5 separate regions of the Mus musculus genome follow, and all the other regions are linked to region 1. The links are chromatin loops, found by intact Hi-C in ENCODE. Cell type or tissue: gastrocnemius. All regions are shown on one strand.

Region 1 (5,000 bases):
AGAACCTCAGAAGAACTGCAGGAGGCAGAAGGAAACAGAAACCTGTCAGTGCACCGGAAGGATGCCTACAGAAGCTGGGCAAGGATGAGCCACTCAGGGCTAAGGTGAATGAAAGGTGTGCGTTAAAGCACTAGGCCAAAACTTGTGGTTCTAAGCAGCTGCATACTGTTCTTGTAATATTTTAATTATATGGGCTACACAATATAAACATTTTAAAGCATCACAGTGCTTAAGATCTTGCTATATGTTCCTTGGGTAAAGTATTATCAGAGCAAGACGTCACAATTTGTTTAGCAAGAAAGTCTGTGTGTGTGTGAGAGAGAGAGCGTGAGCGAGAGCGAGCGAGTGAGAGAGAGAGAGAGAGAAAGAGAAAGAGAAAGAGAAAGAGAAAGAGAAAGAGAGAGAATGAAAATAGTGATGATTTTTTCAGGCTTGATAATAGTTATCTTTACCAGATGAGCAATCTCTTAGGCCCTAAAACTTCTCTCTGTGTCTGTCTCTCTCTAACTCAAATGGCTCAGACTGTTCTTGAACTCCTTACATAGCAGAAGACGATTTGAGCTTCCGCTCCTCCTGTTTCTACTTCTGGGGTTCTTGGATTATGAGTGTAGAGCACCAGCTTTGCGTTAGGCAGTGCTGGAGATGGTTCCTAGGAGCAAGGCAACCATTTTACCAACTGGATTACTAAGAGATGTTTCTTAATGTGCCCCTTCCCTGTACAACTTCTTAGTAATAACAACCTGTCCTTTCTAGAATCTTAACATTTATATTTAAACCACTGAAAATTGGTAACATTTTTTCGAGAATTTGTCTAGGTCTAATTATTGCTTGAATTTTGCCTTTGGTTTTGTGCTGGAAATGTTGGAACGGCTAAAGGCTGATGTGACAAACATTTCATTCTACACTTGTGTGCAGCCCATTTCTCTGAGTCTCTAAGATGCAGATTCTGAAGAAATATTTCAGGGGTTAAGAGTACTTGCTGCTCTTGCAGAGAAGCAAAGTTTGCTTCCTAGCGCTCTTGTTGGGTGGGTTATAACTGACTATAACTCCAACTTCAACACACACACACACACACACACACACACACACACACACACACACACGGAGTTGTGTAACAGTCTCTTTGACATTAAAAAACTCCGTCCAGCCCTAAGCTCAAGCAGGGAAGTAAACAAAACTACTATCTTTAAGAACTTCCTAAAACTGACCAGATTCATAGGGAAATAAAAGCTGAGAGTCTCTCTCCTAGAAAGGGAAGCTCAGTTGCTAAGACTATGAGACGAGAAAAGCTGTACACCAGACTCTGAGACCAGACCAGCTGTCTGGGAGAAGCAGAGACCAGCTGAGCTGCCTGGAAGAGGTTTACAACAATTGAGGTACACAGAAAGGACACTCTTTAGCCTGTTGAGCTGTCTGCACACAGTGTGCTCCAGGTTCCCAGCTTTGTGACCTGTCACCCATGTTAGGGTGGGCTTTGGTGATGCGGCTGTCTTTGAGTCATTTCTTTACCTGTATAGAACCCCAATAAAACTCATTGGTCACCAACTTGGAATTTGTTGGTATCTGTACTTTGGTTTGTTGTGGGTTCCCTTTCGGGGATGAATAGATGAGTGTTTAATGGAAAAGTTTTGTTTTACACACACACACACACACACACACACACACACACACACACTTTATATGAAAGATTAGAAAAAACAAAACATAAGGCTCAGCTAATTCCCTTAGCAGGGAGGCTCAAGCATTTTTCACATTTAGGCTTTGTGTGTGTGTGTGTGTGTGTGTGTGTGTGTGTGTAAGGAGAACATCTAAATGTTAGGACTCTGTTGATTGTGTGTGTATTAAGGATGTGTGAGTGACAAGTGTGAGGTCAGAGGACAACCTTCAGGATTTGGCACTTACCTTCTTTATTTGTGGATCAGGGTATGTAGCCTTGCCTGGCTTGGTCTACCATGTAGAACAGACTGCAACCCAGACATCTGCCTGCTTCTGCCTCCCACATGCTGGGATTAAAGTTGGGCCTCAAGGGTCTCATTTGTCTCAGGTTCCTGACTCCACTCTTGTTTTAGAGTAGGAACCCCAGCAGGTGGCATGTCAATCTGCTGACCTTCAAGGCCAATTACTGTTTAATGATGGTAAGAGATCCTCCTAGCTTCTGGGAGGGTGAGGTCGGAGGATTGCCAAGGCTTTGAGATCTGGATGAGCTATCCAGGAAAATCCTCTCAAAACCAACCAACCAACCCCCCCCCCCAAAAAAAAGATCAAATAAACCATGAATGCAAAACCTCAAAACTTCCAAACAACAAGCAAACCAGAATAAAAACAAAACAACAACAAAACCCCAAAAGCTTGAAGGGCACTTTACTGGAGCAAGTTTAAGGTACAGGTCCCCAACTTTGGCGGCTTCTGTCATGACATTCAAATAAAGTGGTTTCTGTCCTAAGACAGTGCACCTAACAAACGAACAGATTCTCACCCTCGTTGTCCCGTGCACAGAGACCACCTTGAGGAAGCTAGCTCAGAGTCTAAGAGCTTCTGGCTGGAAGGAGGGTGGTCTTTGGAAGAGATGTCTCCTGGGAGGCTAGGAATCACTTGCTTGTCGCTGACTGTAAAGACTGGTGAGCATCCTTAGCCACTCAAAGTGTGGCTTGATTTTCTTGTAGCTGTTGTCTAGGTCCAGGGCTGGGAACCAGCTTTCCCCACCCATCCCACCATTTTAATGGGCGTTTCGGACAAAGAACCTGCATTGCAGTGTGAGGTTTATGTTGAGCAAACAGCATACCGTAAGTGGACAGCTCTTACACAATGGTAAGATACTAAATGCTCTGGGCAGCTGAAGGACGGAGGCAGGCCTCGTCTTTGGCTTCCTCAGTGCTGTTTCCCTTAACTGGACAGAAGTGTTTTGGAAACCCAGTATAATCTACATTCCCATCAGGTGACATTGTTTAATCTAACATTCCCTCTTTCACAAGTGACAATAGCTCCGGGGACACCCAGGCTCAAGCTTTGAACTTTTCTGGTAGAAAGGGCGTTTGCAACTCCATAGACTTTCTTTGGTGCCTTTCCACCTTCCAGCTACGCCTGTCAAAATAGGTAACCGCCTCCAGGGAGGGGCCAACAGGGGAGAGTCATTGACCTTGGCTGAACCAAATCTAATCTAGTCTCGGAGTTTGTTAGGCTGCACAGTCTATAGCTGTGAAAGTTACTTCAAATGATACTTTGTTTGAAAATTTATCTTTGAAGCACTAAAGGAAGACCACTGCTTGACAGGAATACACGTTTCCAAATGTTTTGACAACTTGAAACTAGAACCTTTCACCAAAGAAGGTTGCAAAGTATTTTTAAAGATAGTAACAAAAAAGCAGAGTTTCAAGATATATGCTAGAATTAAAAGGAAGGGTGCCTCTTACAGCCCAGGTTTCTGAAAGGCTCAGGAAGGTCACCGCAGTATTTTAAAAATCCTCGGCGCTCCGGCAGCCACATTTTGACATTATTGGGCAGCCAAACTGTACTTCAGAAACCGCCTTCACGTGCCAGACGCATGCAGAAAGTAGATAATATAAACTCCCGTGGATATCACACCGCGGTGCACACTTAGTGAACATTCATTCTGTCTATGGCTTTATTTTCGCGCAATGAGAACTGATCCATCAAACCTTCCCAAAAGACCCGCAGACAAGTCGCACATTTGGGCGCACAACTTCAATTTCAGCTTTGCGTTTTCACCAAACCCCTCTCGCCGTGCGCGCTGCGCGTCTCCCCACGCGCGGTGCTCCGGGTCCCATCCTAGAACTCGCTCACGGCAGGCGAAGCACCTTTCCAGGTACGCTCCGGAGCGGGCGTGTTTACGCGCATCCAAGTGTGCGGCACTTTGAACGCGGAGTCCATGTGGAGCCCGCGCCGAGCTCCCGCAGCTGCCGGCCGCCTCCGGGGATCGGAGCGGCCGCGGCTCGCGGGATTGCTGCGGGCGAAGGGACTCAAGCGCCACCCAGGCAGCGGGACAGCCCCGGCTGCGGGCTCTGGAACGAATGCGCGGCGAGCCCAGCCCCCAGCGCCGCGAGCGAGCGAGGGAGGCTGGGTGGAGGGAGAGCGGAGCGAGTGAGGAAGCCGAGTGTGGAACGGCTCGTCGGCCGCCACCCCCACCGCCACCGCCGCGCTGCCTCCACCGCGGCCCCGCCCCTCCGCCGCGCCCCTCCCCCACTCCGGCGCTCCTCCCTCTAAGTTCCCCCTCCCAGGTCCCCCTCCCCGTCGAGGTTCCCCTCCCCCTCCCAGGCTCAGGCTCCCTTCCCCCTCGCCTCTCCTTCTCGGGGCTCCCTTCCCCCTCCACAACCCGTTTCCCCACTCCTCCTCCAGGCTCCCCTCCCCCGCCCAGCTCTCCTTCTCTTCCACCACCCGGCTCCGCTCCCCTCCCCCTCCCGGGTCCTCCTCACTTCCTCCCCTCCCCCTCCGGGCGCGCCCCACCCCTCCGCTCCCCTCGTCTCCCCTCCCCCTCCTCGGGTCCTCCTCCCCTCCCCCTCCACCCCCTCCCCCTCTACCCCTCCCCCTCCTCGCTCCCTGTTCCCTCCTCCCTCCCCGCGCGCCGGGCGCAGGCCGCTCGGGTTTGTTTTGCTGCGCGGCCGTCGCCGCCGCGGGCCCGGAGCTCATTTGTGCCTGGCTGGTCCCCGCGCTCCCCGGTGCCGAGCCGGAGCCGTTGGCCGCTCGCGCGCTTGGCTCTCTCCCTTAGTAACAGCTCCCCTCCTGCCTCGGTGCTGCGCCCTGCCCCCGCGCCCCTCCCCCGCCGGACCCGCTGCCCGGCTGTCAGCGCCCGCACCCCAGGGCGCCTCGGGGTGCCGACGGCGGCCAGGAGGGGAGCGCCGCGCGTCCTGGAGGGGACAGCGTCGCCAAGCAGGTGAGCGCGGGCCCGGGGCTGCGGGCGCCGCGAACTTGGCCTGGGCGCGGGGGAGGGGCGGCTGCGCTCACGTGCTGCCCCCCCGGGTCGGGGTGGCTGCGGGAGGCACTGG
Region 2 (5,000 bases), 1.4 Mb before region 1:
GGAGGTCAGCCTCTTGAGAAATGTTTTGGTAATTAGACTTTGTCTTTTTGAGAGGGCTGGTCTCATTAGCTGTGCCATTTTCTTTAAACTAGGACATTCTATCCTGGAGGCAGGAGGGAGAATCATGAAATTTACAATACTCAGGAAGTTCAGAAAGTTACATGATTTTTGGGTCCATCTAAAGGTTTTCCACCAGTAATAACTGCTAGGAAAGAGGGGACTTTTAGTAGAGCTGCCTGTAAGTGGGGCAGGAGCTCAAGGTAAACAACTTTCGAGAATCATGTCTCATACTGAAGTAGATTTTTCCAGTGATATAGCTTTTTTAAGCCACCTACAATATGGTAAGATAGATAGAATATCTTTCTATGCTCTAGTCAGTAATCCTGGTAAATTTCTTATATTTGCCCCTTGGGTGTATGTAATAGTTTCTTAAATCTCTGTTGGTATCATACCCGAAATGAATATGCATTTAATCATATATGCCCACGAAGTGTCAAATTATAGAATGCGTTTGTAGAATTGGCCTTCTTTCTTCTCTTCTGTCCCTTCAAACTCACTTTGCTATCCTGTGAATGAGGAATTAGATCTTCAGATTTTCAGTCTCTAAAGTGGTAATAAATTACCTTTTGCTATTTGTAAACTTCCCAGATGCTGCTATTTTGTTTCAGCACTATGAGTGCAGTCACTTAGGCTTGCTTGTACGGGGTAGGTTCTAATGCTTTAATTGGGAATCTGTGTGTGAACAATGAAGGTCCTATTCCCCCAATTAGTTCTTGATTAATCAATATAGATGCTAATGGTGAATGGCTGGGCAGAAGAGGCAGGGCTTAAGATCCCTCAGGCAGGCTAAGAGACACAGGAGGAGGAAAGGGTTTGGAGGGATGGAGAGTCACCAGCCATGTGACTATTTACTGCTTCCCTAAGCTGGAGATTAGAAACAGAGCTAAGCTGAGGGTAGATGTCTAATGTTGAGCCAAGAGAAGGTAACTGGGCAACTAAGCTAAGGGCAGATGTAGGCTGTTGAGCAGGGAGTAAAGGAAAAGCCACGATAGGTGTGGGAGGCTTAGAAAAGCCAAGCCACTGAACCACACTAGTTGGAGGAGGCTTAGAAGAGCCCAGCAGCCGAGCCATAAGGCAAGTTCAAAATGAGCACTGTGTGTGTGTGTGTGTGTGTGTGTGTGTGTGTGTGTGTGTGTCTTTTATCGGGGGATCCAAGGGAACCATGGTGGTGGCCTGGAGCTTAAAGCACCGTAGTAGAAGGTACACACTACATTTGCCAGAGGCTTTTTTTTTTCTGTTAATAATTAAATGTAGATTACAAATTTCTGCCTTATGAAGCTTATTTCATACCTTAAACCTTACTTTGATTTATTTCATACAAAGCCTAATTTCAAGCGTATGTATGTAGCCTTTCTTTCCATGAATCATTTCTGTATCTTCTTATTCCTTTTGTATTTTTCTACCTTTAGTCTCAGCCTATACCAGGACATCTCTTTCTTCTGGGTGAAAACACACAAGTACAAAGAATAAGAATGAAACAATTTGTTTTTCCCTAGACATAGGAAAAACAAAATCAAAACAAAACAACCTAAAACCAGATTCTATTGATTTGTTGTGTTCCCCACTGCACAAACACCTCAGTTTAGTGTTGAATCCCTTTTAATACATTTTTTTTTCTAAATTTCCCCATGAGAAAATTTCTAAATTCCCTCATTTTTCCAGGTTATGTCAGCAAAGATCTTTACATCACAAAGCTCAGTGCCGTTTCTCTTCTGGGTAAATATATTTCCCCTCTTTTTAGGTATTTTTCTCTGTTTCTAAAACTAAACTGGCAACTTCTGAAGTGAAGGACAAAGCTTAAGGCAAGAGAAAATGGCTTTTGTGTTTATATTAAAAAATCCAATACCTGTTTGAGCTTACTGTGAATGAGTGTGGTTATATGAATGAGAATGGCCGCCATAGAATCATACTTGGATAGTAAGATCTTACTCTTTTTAGCTAAATGGGACTTGAAATTCCCTGGTTTATTTTTATTTAAGAGGCTCTGTACTACTCTTGGAAACTGGCGTTTGCCAGATAACTGAGTTCAGAAGCTGTGGAGAAGTGTCCAGCTCAATGCTTAAGTGTTGTTTTCACAAAACACATAGCTGTGTGTTTGCTGCTTGCTTTGATTGCAACAGGAACCACTTCCCATTGTCACTTAGCTACCGTGTGTCTTTTATCAGGTCAAGAAACACAGCATTAAGCAAAGAAGACCCTAAGCTAAATGTCAAAGATCTGCATATGGAATCTCTGAGATGTCACCTGTAAAATGCAGGCATATTAAAGAGGAAGGGATGCCTCAAGAAATGAGCTCTGGTTACTTCATCTTCTGCTATAATATTAATGACACTTGACCTTCTTAATCTCAATTTTCTTCCTTTTCTGCATATGTTTGGAAAACTAGAAAACATATTTTTTATTTAAGATATTTCCATTCTTTGGGGAAAGATAATTATGTAAATTTGAAACAGAAAGTAATAGACATTTATTTCTGAGCCCAATTTATTTGAGAAGTTTTCTGTTATAGGGAAGTCTGTGAGCACAGACTCTTCAGTTTCCCATGTGTCTATTATGGAAATTGAATTATTTATTTCAATTATGCATTCAATAAAATCACACTCTTTTCAATGGATGTTTTCTTAATGAGGATAGCTGCAGTTTCAGAAAAAGCCTTTCCACACAAACTATCCTGCAGTTTACCAGAATTTGCTGCTGTACACCTTCATCTACTCTAGAGGGCAATAGAGTGTTAAAAATGAAAGATGTTTTCAATGATAAAATCTATAAAACCCTTAAAATCAATCTTCCCATAAAACTGAAAAAGAGGTGGGGGTGGAGGTGGACCTAGCCAGAGAAAGGTGCTCGTGACAGGATGATAATCTCAAACACAAAGTCCAGGGGGAATTAGGCAGCAATTGAAGCTGTCAGCTGAGTAGGTGCATGAAAAATGTAAGAAAACCTCCCCCAAGTTACATAATGTTGAGAACAACATATAAAAGAAAGATAGTAGCAAAAACATAAGAAAATGACAAAACAAAACAGCATCACGATCATACTCCCAATATAGTGGGAACAGATGTTTGAGGTTGGTCATTCTGAGATGATCACTGTGCAGATTATAATGATTCACCTAGACATTCCATGATGCTTAGACGATAGTGACCAGAGGCAGAGGAAGGAGTTGTCTGGTTCTTCATTTGGGATATTTGTACTTATAAACAACCCATCTTTTCAGCTCCATTTCACTCCTGTTCATTCAATTCTGGTCCATGGCCCTGCCCTCTTACTCTAGAGAAACAGGATGCTGACTGGACCCTACTGGCTGAGCTCCCCCTGCCTTCAGCTCTCTGTGCTAGTCTTCACTTGCCATCCAAGTTATTTCTTCATGATTAGTTGTAACTGAACTCTGCTTGTCCTTATGGTGCCATCTTCTCTCACTTTTGCCAAAACTTGCTTAGCTTTTCAACCAGTAAATCTCCCCTTACTCCCTCACACATCTGCAGGTTCATTTCCCTCAATCTTTAAAATATATTTGAGCATTTCTCAACCAACTTCCCCAACTTAAAATGAAAGAAAAAATAACTTTGCCTCTTCATTAAGCAACTGCCTAATCTCTCTCCTCTGTTTTTCCACATCTCTAATAGTAATCTATCATCTGTTTTAATTCACTTTTTAGTCCACTGCAGCCTGACCTTCATATTTGCTGAACTTGGCTTTGCCTGAATCTTTAAAGACCTTTTCCACAAATGGATCTTTTCAATATAATGGAATTATAGATCTTACACTTTTGCATTTGACAATTCACCTTGAACACTCTGGTTCCTTTTCTAAGCAACACTCCCCTTATTCTTCCTGAATATCTCTGCTGCTCAACAGCTAAGTTCTTTCCTATGCCAGATCTCATCATTCCAACATCTAACAATCTTTACTGGTTCTGAACCAACAACAGATAAAGTGAGTTCTCTGAGCCCTGCACAGCAGGCATAATTTTCAGTAACTTACCTGGGCTATAATAGTGAGGCTCAAATATAAGTATTTATAAAATGAATAAATATATCAGTCACTGAAAATAGTTCATTGTTTTTAAAGTTGTTACAATTTGGTACTCAGTGTTTTGTGTGTTTATTTGTAGATGCTGAAAGAAATTAAGCACCTGATGTGTGACCATTGTGATATAGGATACTATAGTGAATCAGGCCAACATGCTTACTGTTTGTGGAATAGCATCATTGCATATGGGTCTTTTGAGAACTTTATATCTTAAAATAATTCACTTTGCTATTCATTATTACAATGGTGAAAATATTTTCTATAAAAGGGTTGAAAATGTATTTGCTGAGTCTGATATTAAGTTGACTTGCAGCAAGTTTTATTCACTTTATTTTGGTCTATGCTGTTCTTCATGTGCAGTCATGCATTTGACCACTTGTGCAGAACCAGATACAGATGATATGCAAAGAAGTCAAGGTGGTCACAGTCTAATAAAAATCCATTTGATAAAAATTCTAATGTTGAATGTTGACCTTAATATGATTTTTCACATGTAAGAAAATGTGTTCCTCCTTTTTCCTCCATTGCTGGTGGGATTGCAAACTGGTACAACCACTCTGGAAATCAATCTGGAGGTTCCTCAGAAAATTGGAAATATATCTACCTGAAGACCCAACAATAACACTCTTGGGAATATACCCAAAAGATGCCCCAGCATGCTACAGGGGCACATGTTCATAGCAGCCTTATTTGTGATAACCAGAAGTTGGAAACAACTTAGATGTCCCACGACAGAAGAATGGATACAGAAAAATGTGGTTCATTTACATGACAGAAACTACTCAGCTATTAAGAATGAGGACAAATAATGCAGGCAAATAGATGGAACTAGAAGAATACCATCCTGAGTGAGGTAACTCAGACCAGAAGGATGTACATGGCATGTACTCGCTAATAAGTGCATATTA
Region 3 (5,000 bases), 120 kb before region 1:
GAAATTTGACTTATCAGAGTTCACAAACCATTTGCAAAACTTATCAAGCATCGTTTGTGTCAGGGATTGTTACAGATCCTAAAGTTAGATAATTATCTTGAGATTCCTGATTTTAAAAAAAACGTACTTCCCCTTCACTGGGCTGGGTGTGGATGGGGGCTTATTTAGTCACAGGCTTCCAGAGAGAACAGGAGGTCGAAGCTTTGGAGGAGACTGGAATCTTCCAGGGACTTCAGGGTGTGGCCCTTAAACTGATTTGAAGAATTAAGGGAAGAAAACAACACAGGCATTCTAAGGTAGGGAGAGGCAGCACAGGAGCCCGGGGACATACAGCAAGACAGCAAGGTGAGGCACTCTGGCTGGTCTCAGACGGCTGAATGAAAGTCACCAGAAGAAACAGAAAGCTAGAGAAATGGCTCAGTCCTAGAGCATGCCTGTCTGCCAGTCCCAGAGCATGCGTGCCTGCCATAGATATCCAGACAAACATAATCAGGGTTGATTTCAAATTGTGTCCTAGCTACCTCTTCTCTTCCATTGTTCCTCAGGTTTTGAGAGTAGATTCCACGGATCTAATACTACATCTCATCCTCACTTACTAAACATCTGTGCTCAGCATTGTTAAGTAGAGTGTGGAGCTGGGATCAAATATGGTGATAATTCATGATTCAAATCTCACCCACGGAAACTTCTGCAATGAGGTCATTTACAACAGCACTAGTGTAGGGGGGGGGGGGTGATTTTAGGGGATTTAAGAAGACACATATCTACCTACAGTTTATAAAATTCTTCCTTTGGGTTGGAAGGATGGTCCAGTTGGCAGTTGGTCAAGTTCCTAGCAATCATGAGGACCTGAGTTCAGATCACTGGAACCCATGCAAAACTGATGTGTTGTTGTTGTTGTTGTTGTTTTGAAGAGCATGGTTTTTAATCTCAGCACTGGGAAGGCAGAGACAGGAAGAAGCCTGGAGCTCACTAACCAGCCAGCCGTGTGGAGTCGATGAGTGCTAGGTTTGAAGTGCGGGAAGGAGAGGAAGGCCTGACTGAATGGCGTCCCAAGTAAACGTGTTCCTCTGACATGGGCACTGCCACCGCCATTTCAAAGACTCCAATGCCTCAGAACCATGAGAAAAATCACAAAGCAATGCTCCTCCCACGTGAGGCCACAGGAAAGGCAAAGCCTTCTTGTTGTCAGTGTGTGGATATTGACAAGGTGTGCAGAAAATGTCCATCCTAGACTTCCTGTGCCAGATATGTATAACCTGGAGACTATTCTCCTACAGAGACAGCTTCTGCCAGGACTGGTAAACCCTGCCTCCTGTTCGGCTGTATGTGATAACCCCACTTCCCTATTTAACTTTATACCAACATGCCAAGCTGCTCAATGCTGCAGGTTCTCCATCAGAGAGCCAAGCGTACCCAATGCATCTCCCGGTGTCTGTTTATCTTTAGTTCAGTCCCTTACCACCCAAGTCAGCTCTATCCCTGACACCGTTCAAAGGGCTTGGCAGCAGAGAGTGATCAAAGAAGGCAAACAGTCTTTCTGTTCTGTTTTGTTTTGTTTTGTTTTGTTTGTTTGTTTGTGACAGGATCTCTCTCTGTAGCCCTGGCTGTCCTGGGATTCACTATGTAGACCAGGCTGGCCTCGAACTCAGAAATCTGCCTGCCTCTACATCCCAGGTGCTGGGATTAAAGGCGTGTGCCACCATGCTCAGCTCATGATACTGTATCTAGACTTCAGGCCTCCATTCACACACACACATGACAGAGGTGGGGAGGGAGGGAGGGAGGGAGGGAGGGAGGGAGGGAGGGAGGGAGGGAGAGAGAGAGAGAGAGAGAGAGAGAGAGAGAGAGAGACTCATTCTCTTAAGCACATCCCCAAGTCATCAATGAGTGATGCACCTGTCAGTAACAAATGTTCTTTATGTTGACTTCACAATTTGTGAAGTTGTAAACTGTCCCTTACAAAGAAATGTTCTAAGGCTGGTCTTTTATATTAGTGTGTAATTAGGCTGACTTCTGAAGCCAAACCACTTAGAAACTTACTGCCAGCACTAGCATAGATAGCAGGGTAATATTCATTTATATCCTTTGCACAGTAATCTGATAGCTGACTATGCTTTGGTCATTCTCGTAAGACTAGCTGGGGAATGAAATCAATCAGAGTACATGAATTACAAGGAAAGTGCTGTTGGTGTCAATTACCTACACTCTCTGAATGTAAGTCTTCTAATTCCTGTTAAATCGGTAATGTTACTAATCCTGCCCTGTTGTTTTAAATAGGGCTGCAGCTGCAGCTGCTGGGCATTGGAAGAGGGCAGGCCAATGCAAATAGTTAAGAGTCTCACCAGCTAGCAGTAAGTGGAAGGTCCACCCTGGCATCTACAAAAGGCTGAATTGTTTCTTTTTGTACAGGGGCTCCCCATGCCCTCCTTAAATCAGTTCTCTGTGTTGCAAACACAGGCGGCTGAATGTGGGCGTCCCATCACCATAGAAGTTCCCAGCTTGCCCCTAGATAATGACCCTGAGTTGGAACAGGAAGTCCTGGCTGCACTTTCCCTTCTAATCTCCCCACCCCCAGTATTCATGACTGCATTTCAATGACTCATAATTTCCAAGTATGATCAGCATGCGAACAGGAAAGACTCGGTCACCAGGCAGAGCACCAGACTGAAGAGCCGGCCAAGACCTCACCAAAATCAGTCAGCACTGATGGCAGCCGGGACATCATGATAGCAACAATTCAAAAACCTAGAGCACAGGAACAGCCTTTAAACTGCACCTGGGCAGTGCTGTTGCTTCTTCAACACGCCAAGCATGTGTCTTCCTTGCCTTACAGCACACTGAAGGATGCTCAGGGCACTAAGCATGCCACTCTTCCTTCTCTCACACCAAACTGAAGGGAGCTGGGGCACCAAGCATGCCCCCAATTCACACCACACTAACTGTGGGAGCGTCAACGACATAGCTTTAGGCAATTGGTTAACTTTCTAGTCTCCAAAAAGAATAAAGTCTTTTCCGGAAAACTCTCAGTGAATAATGCTGCAGGATTCACACTGGCCAGGAATGTATCATGGGGATGCTGACAGAGTTGCCACGAGTCTTGGGGTTTCCTACACCCGGAGACCAGCTTCCATTTTACAGGCTGTTCTGGGCCTCCTGCCATTATGAAGCAAGCTCTCAAGCAGCTCTCTTTCACTGTTGAACCAGACTCAAACAGGAAACAACTCCACCCTTCCACTTTCGTGGGTAAAATCTCATTTTCTTTAACTAAAAAAAAGAAAAACAAAAAACAAAAAAACAAAAAAACCCCCACAACTTACTTGATGGGTTAGATCGGGAGTAAGACAGAGAGAGAACACAAAGTTGGGTGGGTAGAGAGGTGGAGATGGATCAGGAGGAGTTGAGGGAAGTTAAGGGAATATTATAAAACCATATCAAAGAATTAATAAAATGTTAATGCAACTTTGTGTCCTAATCTTTTTTTTTTTTTTTTTTTTTTTTTCCGAGACAGGGTTTCTCTGTATAGCTCTGGCTATCCTGGAACTCACTTTGTAGACCAGGCTGGTCTCGAACTCAGAAATCCGCCTGCCCTCTGCCTCCCAAGTGCTGGGATTAAAAGCATGCACCACCATGCCCAGCTGTCCTAATCTTTTAAATATTTACATTCTTGTAGGTGTCAACATCTTTCGATTTTAAAGCTACCAACAGTTCACTGAATCCATTCTTTATTGTCTCAATCACACAGAATAGATGGATGAAAGGGACCCTGTGACAAAGGGTAACTATGCTTTTATCAGTTCAACCTCTCAAACAAATCAAAGAGAGATTCTTTTATTAAAAAAAATATATGTGTGTATGTATATATGTGTAGTATGAGAGAGACTGTACCCATAACATTGTATATGTGTGGAAGTCAGAAGACAACTTTCAATAGTCTGTGTTCTTCTTCCACCATGGGTTCCTGAGATGATACTCAAATCATCAGGTTTTTGAGGCAAGTTTTTACCCATGGAGCCATCTCACTAGCCCAACAGCAAAAGAGTGATATCCTAAAGATACTCAATGAACTAGTGAGAAGTTCAAAGTCAGGTCCTAGAGTTAGTTATAGCCACTTGGTCAGTTCCTCATAGACATTCTTGGGAAAGCTTTTGCTAGTGCTTGGGATTTCAATGTAAAAACGGGTGAGTAGGTAGATGATGAATGGATGGATACATGGATGCTTGAATGATGGATGGATAAATAAGTGGGTATAGGGGAAATAGATGATGACGATAGATAGATAGATAGATAGATAGATAGATAGATAGATAGATAGATAATGGGTCATGAATGGATAGGTTGTTTATGGGTAGGTCATGGATGGGTAGATGGATGGATGGACAGATAAATAAGAGAGTGGAAAAAATTCAGCCAAAATTAAGTCCTGTGCAATTAATCATTATGAGACCACGTAGGCCCAAAGATTAAATCCAAAGAAACTGTCAGTTCAGATTTCCTAAGTTTGGATTGTGAAAGACCACGGGACTTTTTTCTTAACTCCCAATTGGGTGTGGGGCAAAATGTGAAGATTTAAAGACCTTGGAAAACAAAAAACTCATGCAGAAACTGAGTCACAGAAAGAACAAGAACATTAAACAGTTCTTTAACAGTCAACTTGAGCTGAAATAACTGTGGCCAGAATCCCTGAAACGTTCCTCAGAAGCGCCAGGTAAGCGGCATCTCTTCTGTGCAAGAGCCTCTGAGGTTCTTGTGCGGGTTAATTATCTATTTCCAATCTCGGTGACTGTAAATGGAGTCAGAGAGTTTGTGTGTTAGGAAATTCTACATCATATCTTGTGATAGCAGCAGAAGAAATGAACTTGGGATAAAAAGCTTTTCAGATACAAATAGTACAGCAAACTCTTGAGGAATGCCAGGTGTGTTCACATTGTGGCACTATTATTAGCCAAGACTCTCACTGTTTTCCTAACTGCAGTCAGGTGCAAAGAAAAAAGGACACC
Region 4 (5,000 bases), 72 kb before region 1:
GTGAGGTTGGGCTAGAGAGGTGGCTTAGCAGTTAAGAGCACTGACTGCTCTTCCAGAGGTCCTGAGTTTAATTCCCAGCATCCACAAGGTGGCTTACAACCATCTGTAATGAGATCCGATACCCTCTTCTGATGTGTCTTAAGACAGCTACAGGATACTCGTATACATAAAATAAAATAAAATAAAATAAAATAAAATAAAATAAAATAAAATAAAATATTTGTCAGGTCATCTTCAGCCTTGAAGTTTAAGACAGAATGCCATGGACCAACAAGGGCAAAGATGCAGAAAGAGGAAACAGGGTCCTGCACCGCACCGAATAGAATTTGCTAATGCTCTGAACTAGCTTTTCCCTTCCTCCTGCTGAGGAACACAGGAGTGTGCAGGGGAAAGCATGTGTTTATTACCAACCCAACAAATACAGCAGGAGGCAGAACTCTATTTCAAACCCTTGAAATAGAGTTTTCATCCTTGCCAGGTAGGGGAAATCACCGTTGGACAATTTCCATGGCTGTGGATTGATTCCAAACAGACATGGTACTAATCTTATTTTCTGATCTGCTTAAAAAATAGCAGTAAACTCTTCTTTTTTTGTTTTTTGTTTTTTGTTTTTGTTTTTGTTTTTGTTTTTGTTTTTTGAGACAGGGTTTCTCTGTATAGCCCTGGCTGTCCTGGAACTCACTTTGTAGACCAGGCTGTCCTCAAACTCAGAAATGCGCCTGCCTCTGCCTCCCGAGTGCTGGGAGTAAAGGCGTGCACCACCACTGCCCTGCAGCAGTAAACTCTCACAGCATATTCTATACGGAGATTTTTCACATATTAACTCTTGTTACTATTACAACTCTGCGAAGTTGACATAGTTACTTTTCCCCATCTTACAGGTAAGACAAAAGACTGCACAAATATATTTTACTTGTTTGTTAGTAAACTAAGTTTATTTTCATAGGATGAAAAGTGACCTTGGGGTATTTTGTGAGCATGCTGAGTGATGACTGTGGAGAAAATGCAAGAACTCCTGTATTTACATGAAACTACCAACTAAATCAGACTATGCCCAACCAGTGGAAGCTGGTTTACTGGCCAGGAAAATGCTATCACCATAGTTTCTAGAACACAACTCTAGACTTCTAAGTTTTCACCAAGTTCAGCTGTTCGCTGTGTACTTCCCAGGACCCTCCACCTTTGGGTTGCTTATTTCTGTATAGTTGATGATGAGACCTACAGTTTTGTATTGCTCTTCATTGTAGGAAAAAAAAATCAGAATTTAAATACCTACCTTTCAAACTCCATGTTTTTGTGAACCAATAGTTAATGACTCAAAAAGTGATTCACCAGATTTTTAAGCACTTGGGGAAGTAAGGAGAGATAGAACTCTTCTACTGGAATTTAGATACGTATTTCCTTTTTATTTGGATATCCAAAGATATATATATATATATTGATAGATAATAGATCAATAGATAGGTATCTTTTAATATCAAAGTATTCTATTGTATTCTGTTGTCACAATGCTTTATGTCAATGTCATAGTACTGATATTTTGAAACCTTCTTTCTCTCCAGTATAAATATGGAGAATTCACATAGTTCTTCTTTAAATAATACGCTTTCCTATGTTATGTGAGGTAAAAAATTTTAATTTATTCTATTTTCGTTTGCTTTCCACCTGGTAGAGAAAAGTGGTTAGCAATGCCAATAAGACAACGCAACAGGTGAGGGAACTTGCCACCCAAGCCTGAGAAGGGTTCCAGCACAGAAACCCACCCAGATGCGGGAGTAGAGAACCAACTCCACAGGGCTGTCCTCTGAACTACACACACACACAAACACACACACACACACACACACACGTTCCATTCCCACACATAAATAATAAATAAAAATAAATAACAAAAAAGTAAGATGTTGCAGGATTTCTTAGAGAACTTCATGGCAGCTAGTCATATGCTCTGATCTATCAGATGCAAATGATGTCACTGAATGGGCCTTCTGGAAAATCAGCTTAAAAAGGGGAGAGACTCAGCTAACAGATACTACTTCCTCGCCCTTTCTTTTCTCCCTTCCTTCATAGATGAAGTGATGTTCTAAGTGGTCAATTAGGGTGGGCTCCTGAACAACGAGCAGTAAACCAAGCTCCATGAGTGAACAAGAAGAATGGGGCTCTCGATACAGCTCCAGGAAGCCTACATCCTGATAACATGTAAACAGAATACTGGACTTTTTGCCTAAATGTCTGTTTTTATGACTTCTCTAATGGCAAAATAAAATGTCTCATTTCTACCTGATCAGGTAAACAGCAGCAGAAGATAGAAAGGTGTCTTAGTTAGGGTATTACTGCTGTGAACAGACACCATGACCAAGGCAACTCTTTTTTTTTAAGATTTATTTATTTATTATATGTAAGTATACTGTAGCTGTCTTCTAACACTCTAGAAGAGGGCATTAGATCTTGTTACGGATGGTTGTGAGCCACCATGTGGTTGCTGAGATTTGAACTCAGGACCTTCGGAAGAGTAGTCGGTGCTCTTTCTCTCTGAGCCATCTAACCAGTCCCCCAAGGCAAGTCTTATAAAGACAACATTTAATTGGGGCTGGCTTACAGGTTCATAGGTTCAGTCCATTATCATCAAGGTGGCAGCGAGGTATCGGCAAGGCAAGCATAGTGCAGGGGATGCTAAGTGTTCTATGTCTTCATCTGAAGGCTGCTAGCAGAATACCGACTTTCAAGCAGTTTAAGATGAGGGTCTTAAAGCCCACACCCACAGTGATACACCTAGTCCAACAAGGCCACACCTACTCCAACAGGCCCACACCTTCTAATATTGCCACTCCCTGGGCCAACTATATACAAACCATCACATCATATTGGGTTAGGCCTACAAAACATGGCTAAACCCTCTGCCATCCAGCCATTAGGTATTTTAAACAGCATCTGAAATAAAATAATCTGTTGGTGAAGTAGATCAGTCCTTCAAAACTATGATTTAGCTACCTTAAAAGACAAAAACATCCATTTTTCACTTCTTTCAGTAAAACTAATTTGCCCTCCCCCAGCATGCATATATGATTTTCCCTTAGATATTGTCAAGTACATAAAATATTCTGTTTTATTGTTTTATTTAGCTTTGTTTTTTCATGAGAGCTCTGTGCTCAGGATCATGTGCACTCAAGGGCATGGGTCTTAGGTTTTATAATGGAAACCAGAGGAGCCTCTGAACTGAAGATGTTGAAGAAAGCAGAAAGCGAGCTGTTACCAGTGTGTTCCTGCAATCCTGGAGCACTTGGGTAGCTGAGGCAAGAAGATCACCCATTCATGGACCGACAGAGCTCCAGCATGGTTAAGAGGATCTCCAAGATAGAGATCAAGCCCTAGAAGCAGTTCTGTTGGGGGAATCTAGCCACTTTCTGATTGAAACAGAGGCCACTGCCTAGAAAGGAATCCATCCGTTTCTGATACTGTAAAACTGGTCAAAGAGATGGCTGTGGGGTGGGGAATGACACAAACTCATATAGAGAAACTATAGCTGTGGTTCTGCTAAATGGCTATAACGTGCTCATTGTGTTACCTTCTGAATAATAGCTTGTATGCCTATAGATTACTGTTGCTCTTAGCTTTCATCAGAGAAACTTCTTTTTACAATGGGCTGCACTTAATGGAGAGATTCATAGTCAAAGGTTGTTTGTTGAATACCCAGCCATAAACAGAATATTTATACCAGCCTTTTCACAGCTCAGAACTTTGCAGAAAGGAGAGTAAAAAGAAGCTAAGAACTTGAGGAAGGAGTGAAGTGTTGTGGGACCCTGCCCTCTGGAAATGACTTGGTCATGTCACTTCGGAACTCATAGTGGCTGGGATTATCTGAATAAAATCTGCACAAGATTGGCCCTATTATGATCCTGTCATGGAAGTGGAAGGGATTCATGACAATCTGCTTTTTCCTGAGGCAGGAAATGGTTGCTAAGGGAGAGAAGGCTAGGCTTCAATGATGAATAGTATAATGCTCGTGCTCCTATAAGCAACCCTAGCTAAACTTATTAAGAAACACAGAAAGGAAAGAGGGCATGAAAATAAAAGAGGCCTAGGAGAACAGAGATCATCATATGTGGGAAGGGGACATCAGAGGGTAATGATCGGTGGGTATAATAAACAAATGTCATAACAAAATACAGAATTGCACATAATTAATAAAAACATGAAAAGGGAGAAAAAGCCAACACAAGACCAAAAAAAAAAAAAAGTACAAAAAATATCAAGAATGAGACTTTTGCCAGGTCAGGCACAAGCCTGTAATCTCAGCTATTCAACAGGCAGGAGAATTACAAATTCAGGGCCTGTCTTGACTACAGTCTGAGTTCAAGGTCAGTCTGGGCAAGTAAGTGAGAATCTGTCTCCAAGTGTACAAAGTAAAAAGGGGAATGAGGGTATAGATTAACAGTGGAGTGTTTCCTAGCATCTCAAGGCCCTGCGGTCCACTGCCATTAAAACAAAGTTACACATATTTGATATGAGCGACTATTGAAAATGTATCAGTTCTGTCCAAGCTTTGTAACAGATACTAGGACCTGGAGGCAGGTTGTGGGACTGACTAGCCTAGATTTTAGTCTAGGCTTTGATTCTTTCTTTTAATCACTGGTCAGAGCATAAGAATCCTATACTTAAAAACAAGAAGAATTCAGTAGGCTTGTGAATACATTACTGCATAAATACTTCTTTTGTGTCCCTATTTTTTAAAATGTCTCTAGGGACAGGAGTGATGGCTAAGTAGTTAAGAGCACTTACTATTTTTGTAAAGGACCTGAGTTCAGTTTCCAGTAACCCCAGGAACATTCACACCATCTATAATTACAATCCTTGAGTATCCAATGCCTACTGCTAGCCTTTGTGGCACACACACCTTGTGCATACATACATATACGCAAACATTCATACACATAAAATAAAAACACTTTTAAAAGATTTAATGTCTCTACTTCCGATAAATAAATAGATTTGAAGAGGCA
Region 5 (5,000 bases), 800 kb before region 1:
CACCAGAGAGTGGCTGAGAGCCCAAAAGCCCTCCTTGCAACCAGGGGTCATTTATGCTGAGGAATGGGTAGTGAAGCTTACCAATTTACCACTGTTTGGATGGAGGTCTACCGATCCACTGGCTAGAAAGTCCATGTTGCGTTGGAAAATATGAACTTGCAAGTTTGTAAATCTGAGTGTTGGCACCAAATGTTGTGTTTTATAAAAAGGCAAGTATATGTTTTGTAGAACACAGTATAGTGAAGTGGGAAGGGTGCCCCAGTGGGCCCCTGCTGAAGCATCAACCTCTCCCCGAGGGACCAGCCATAGGATGGGTATAGTGTAGAATGGGGCATGGGAAAAGAGTAAAGACAGAGAAAAGAGTAGAGACAGAGAGAGAAAGAGAGAGGGGGGAGGGGGAGGGGAAAGGGGAAGGGGAAGGGGAAGGGGAAGGGGAAGGGGAAGAAGCAGGCAGCCAGGAACATGAGGGGGGAGGGGAGAGAAGGAGAAATGGGTAAGGGAAAGAAGAGAGTCCGAGGGAGAGAAAGGTCACAGAGCACAAGCAGGGGGTATACAGCCCTTTTTATAGCAGGCCAGGCCTACTTAACTCTTTGGTGAAGCCTAGAATGAATGTCCGCACTGTGGCTTAGGGGCACCTTTAGAAAATAACATAGTTTTCTAAGTTTATTTTATAACAAATAACTAAGGAAGTAATCTTTTGTTTAGTTTCTAGTGTGGGTGATTCTCTTAAAAGGCCAATAGAAGTAATTAGAGCATTAGAAAATATATTGAAAACAAAGCACAAAGCTGGAAGTTTAGCTTGATATACCTAGCACATGTGAAGCTCCATGTTCAAATTTCTGCAAAGAAAAGTAGAATTAAATAAAAAATGTACAAATTCATATGACATCAATGTGTCATGATTGGTATAATACTTTCTCCCAAATTTTGAGTTTTGATGATTTTTTTGTAATTTTTGAAAGATGGATTTCCATTGATCCAATGGTGATAAGCATCGAGCTGCAGTTGTCTAGCAACATGTTTATCTGCTCTGTGTCTTCAACCACTAACTACCATGCAGATTATTAAGATTTGGTGATATTCTTAAAGGCAGCATTTCTAAAGATACTAGAAAATTTATGAAATGTTCTCCTCTTTCCCATTGAGCCTTGTTGAGATCAGCTGCATGAGGTTATGAGGTTGCTAGAAACAGAGGCAGGAAGAAAGAGGCGAGGACTGAGGGGCAGTAGAGGGAGGCACATTTCCATGCTATACCACTGGAGTCAAGATAGTTACATTTTCATATCATTTTTAATGTTGCTCAAGCTCCTAGAATGCACCCACACAGAAGGCTTCAGTTAATGTGTATGTATTTTGAGCACTCCCCTCTTTCAACCCTCTAGTTTTATTTCCTTCCTTCAGATAAGATGAATGCAGCATGACTCAGGTCATAGCTCAGTGCTGACGCATGGCTTCCAGATAGAACTGCCAGCCAGGAGAAGCCGCTCCTGTAAAGATCAAATCAGGCAGCTCTGGGTTGATGCGAGGTCATCCAGAGCCAGCTTTGACATCTGATAGGACCTTGTGATCAATCAGGCCTTTCTTCACTCTTCCACGCTTTCTGTATGACAGTGGCCCTAACAAACAGTTGGGATACATCATGAGGGACAGACGCATTAGACTGTGAAAGGAGAACAGTGTGAATATTATGAAAGAATCAGTAAAAGAGAAGCCCTCGCCTTTCTAACCTTGCTCTGTTCAAATGGTGGGAAATCTAAATCTCAGGCCTGCCAAGACTACTTTAATCTGCTTCTTAACATTTTGTACATTCTGTACATTAAACTATAAACTTAGAACATTCTCAGTGTCATAAGATGAAATTTTAGCCAGCCTGTGCTCTGTTTACTTCTGTTTATAAGTACAGTGTGTGCTCTCTTTGAGTCTTTGTGTGCTTGCCATTTGAGAGACACATACATACTGTGGAAACCTAGCAGCGAGGAATCAGGGCTGTTAATGCAAGCACATACTGACCCCAGACCCATGCAGGGCTTCAGCAATTCCAAGTCTCATCATCAAAAAAGTCATGAAAACCAAATGGCCCTGAGAATCCTGTGCCAGACTCCATCAGTGAGTGGTATTGAGCCATGCCAAGGACCAAAGGTGGACTGCCAAGCACAATATCATGTATGCCTTTGATGTAGGTGACATAGCAGTCACCTCAGTGATTTCTAGGGATACGATAGCTCTTTTCACCCCTCGACTACTCTCTCTATCTTGCCTGTTCCCCTCTCAACCTCATTAACAGTTCTCATGTTCCCATAAACACATTCTCTGAGGTTTTCCTGGGGAAGATTACACAATGGAACTGGGCTGCTTCTGCTTCGCCAATTCATATTGAGAGGAGAAAACTGGGATAGAGAGCAGCTAGAAGAGGGTCTGTAGTGCCTCTCCAGTCTCCCTCTGGGAGCCTTCTCCTCAGACTCTAAGGACTTTAATTATTGGCTAGTGACCTAGAAAGTGACATGACTTCTGAACTGAGATTTGTCGGCCTGGGTTCCATTATCACAGAGAGATGGAATTTCAATCACCTTTGCCTTTTGTTTGTCATGGCCAATCAGAGTAAACCATATACAGATTTTTGTTGTTAGTGGATGAGGAGATTTTTTTTTCTTTGAGACCAAGTCTTGCTGTGCCTCTGATTGGCAGGTAATTGTCTAAGCTATCCCAGAATTCATAGTAGTTCTCCAGTCACAGGCTACTAAGTGTTGAAACTGCACAACTTCAACAATATTAATTTGTATTAAATAACATCCAATTTTCTTCTAATTGGTGTTCCAGCAGTATGCTTGAACTTCAAAGAAAATAGACACGTAAAAAGTAAAACAAAATTTCCACGTGATAATTCAGATTAATTATTAAAATAATCTCAAGGAATTTGTTGATTAAGTCATCTCACTCAATAGGAAGTGTGCAAACTTTCACTTTGAAAATAATTGAACATTTAAATTATTCAGATGTGCTATCACAAGTTGTATGTGTGTGTCTGTGTGTGTGTATACATGTGCATGCTAATGTGTTTTTTAAAGATGAACATGTGTACATGTGTATGTGTATGGACATCAGAGGTTGGTTCCCAGTGTCTTCTTCAGTCTCTCTATATATCTTGCTTTTTATAGTAGGGTCTCTCACTGAAAGTAGCTCACTAATTTGGCTAAATTGACTCCTGTCTCAGCCTCCCCAGTGCTAGGATTACAAGTGTTCAACTCCATTCTCTAGTTTTGACATGACTAGTTTGGATTGAACTCAGGTCGTCATGCTTTCTCAGAAACTATTCTACTTACACCCAAGACGTTTATAGTATATGATTTGGGTCACTTATGGTGTTACATTCACAAATAAAATAAGTCTTGAAGGGCATAGAGCCTACCTGAATGCCAACTGAATTAATTCAGTGGCTGCTCTATCACAGTAACAGAATGCCCATAGCAAATGTGGGCTTTCCACGCACTGTTTTCAGGTCTGTAGAAGAGGATTTGAGAGAAAATCATAGGGGTACACTAAAGAAACTTTCCAGAGAGAATCACAATAGTTCTGAGGGTCCCGTGGATGAATAAAATCATTTCTCATGTGTGTTGGTGTGTAATTAACACAAATTTTGCCCTGATTTTTGACCCCAAAGTCTCAGAAGTTTGTGAGAATATAGAGAATATTTACAGAAAAGCATTTTTCCTGAATAATTTTATTATGAAAATGTGGCACAAATCTTTGAAACAATAATTCTTTCTAGGAAGCTTCAAGAAGTTTTTTGAATAATCAAGGGACTCTACACAATACACATATGGTGGTGTCCGTGTAATTCCATCCCGCTTCTGCCCACTCTCAAACAGCTGCAGTTCCCCTGTGTCTTGAATGAAGAGAATTGGCACTTGAGAGGAGTGCAATTGGAAAAGAAACAAAATATGCTTGCTCATATTTTCTTCCCAATTAATTTTCCTTCCTGTGTATGTAAGCGGTGGGTAGGGGTGCACACTTACACTTGCATGTGCAAAGTTTCTGTTTGTGCAAGTGCTCAAGCATGTTTGTGCAGAACAGCAAAACAAATCTCCTGGTATTGTCTCTGAAACTCTGTTCTCCTTCTCTGTCTCTGTTTCAGCCTCTGCCTCTCTCTCTGTCTCTCTGTCTCCCTGTCTCCCTGTCTCTCTGTCTCCCTGTCTCTCTCTCTACCTCTGTCTCTGCTTCTCTCAATGGTCTCTCAGTTGCCTGTAGCTTGTCAACTAGGCTAGTTGGCCAGCAAAACCAAAGCTTTTTGTTTGCCTCTATATTGCCAGTGCTGAGATTATAAACTTATACTATTATGCTAAAGATCAAAGCCATCCTTACATGGTCTATCTTCTGAGCTATCTTACTAGATATAGTGTTCATTTCAGATGTAAGAATGAAAAATAAGAGGAAGAAAAAAATCTGGAAATTATGTGAAAAGAACCTTCAGATGCCAGACAGTGAAAGAAGATAAACTTGCTCATCACAGTTTCACTGAATGTATAGCCTGTATATGAGAAAAATTATTTTAATAATTATGTAATGTGTTTTCCAAAGTTATGATAAGAAACTATGCAGACTTTTAAAAGAAAGAAATATAAAGGATTTATTCTGAAGAAATTAATTGTAAAATTAAAAAATGATAAAAAACAATATTGTTAAAATGTTAAACTGAAATCCTACTTCAAAATCATACTAGTGCCAATTAGCTTTTTAAAAGTTGTTTTTGCCAGGCATGGTGGCAAATCTGTAAACCCAGCACACAGGAGTCTGAGCCAGGAGGATTGCCACCAGTTCATGGCCAGACTAAGCTACGTAGTGAGTTATAATCAATAAAAGCCCTGCACCCTTCTCCCACCCCACCCCACCGCCCCAAAAAAGAAAAGAGATGGAAGTTAAATGAAGTGCTTTGGGAGAGGACTAGAGATCAGTCTGGTGGCACTGAGCTAATTTTACCTCTAATTTCAGCAATCAGCAATTAG

The links. Hi-C counts contacts between places; a loop is a spot of excess contacts. Peaks named below come from ENCODE experiments on the same cell type or tissue, not always from the same donor. Only the 100,000 strongest peaks of a DNase experiment are listed, where the experiment ranks them.
Region 2: it touches region 1 in a loop (6-fold over the local background); 15 of 42 quality-filtered maps call a loop at or near these places.
Region 3: it touches region 1 in a loop (4-fold over the local background); 8 of 42 quality-filtered maps call a loop at or near these places.
Region 4: a loop joins it to region 1, with 3.0 times the contacts of the local background. A loop is called at or near these places in 9 of 42 quality-filtered maps.
Region 5: a loop joins it to region 1, with 2.8 times the contacts of the local background. A loop is called at or near these places in 3 of 42 quality-filtered maps.

The regions. Positions count from the first base shown.
Region 1 is chr3:22,072,067-22,077,066 of GRCm38, forward strand. It overlaps Tbl1xr1 (transducin (beta)-like 1X-linked receptor 1), which reads left to right and starts at 4,586. Exons shown (of 16, transcript NM_030732.3): 1 at 4,586-4,888. In gastrocnemius, no CTCF peak of the experiment used is centred here; DNase peaks (open chromatin) are centred at 2,084, 3,079, 4,218, 4,339 and 1 more place; H3K4me3 peaks cover 2,585 bases; H3K27ac peaks cover 2,625 bases.
Region 2 is chr3:20,652,699-20,657,698 of GRCm38, forward strand. No RefSeq gene overlaps it. Among named protein-coding and RNA genes, the nearest start is that of Gm31466, 150 kb to the left of the region's middle. In gastrocnemius, a CTCF peak has its summit at 2,776; a DNase peak (open chromatin) is centred at 2,872.
Region 3 is chr3:21,950,487-21,955,486 of GRCm38, forward strand. All of the region lies in intron 1 of Gm31813 (a long non-coding RNA gene), which reads right to left. Among named protein-coding and RNA genes, the nearest start is that of Gm31813, 11 kb to the right of the region's middle. In gastrocnemius, no CTCF peak of the experiment used is centred here; no DNase peak of the experiment used is centred here; H3K4me3 peaks cover 256 bases; H3K27ac peaks cover 2,651 bases.
Region 4 is chr3:22,000,548-22,005,547 of GRCm38, forward strand. No RefSeq gene overlaps it. Among named protein-coding and RNA genes, the nearest start is that of Gm31813, 39 kb to the left of the region's middle. In gastrocnemius, no CTCF peak of the experiment used is centred here; no DNase peak of the experiment used is centred here.
Region 5 is chr3:21,267,137-21,272,136 of GRCm38, forward strand. No RefSeq gene overlaps it. Among named protein-coding and RNA genes, the nearest start is that of Gm31610, 220 kb to the right of the region's middle. In gastrocnemius, no CTCF peak of the experiment used is centred here; DNase peaks (open chromatin) are centred at 1,487 and 2,077; H3K27ac peaks cover 1,860 bases.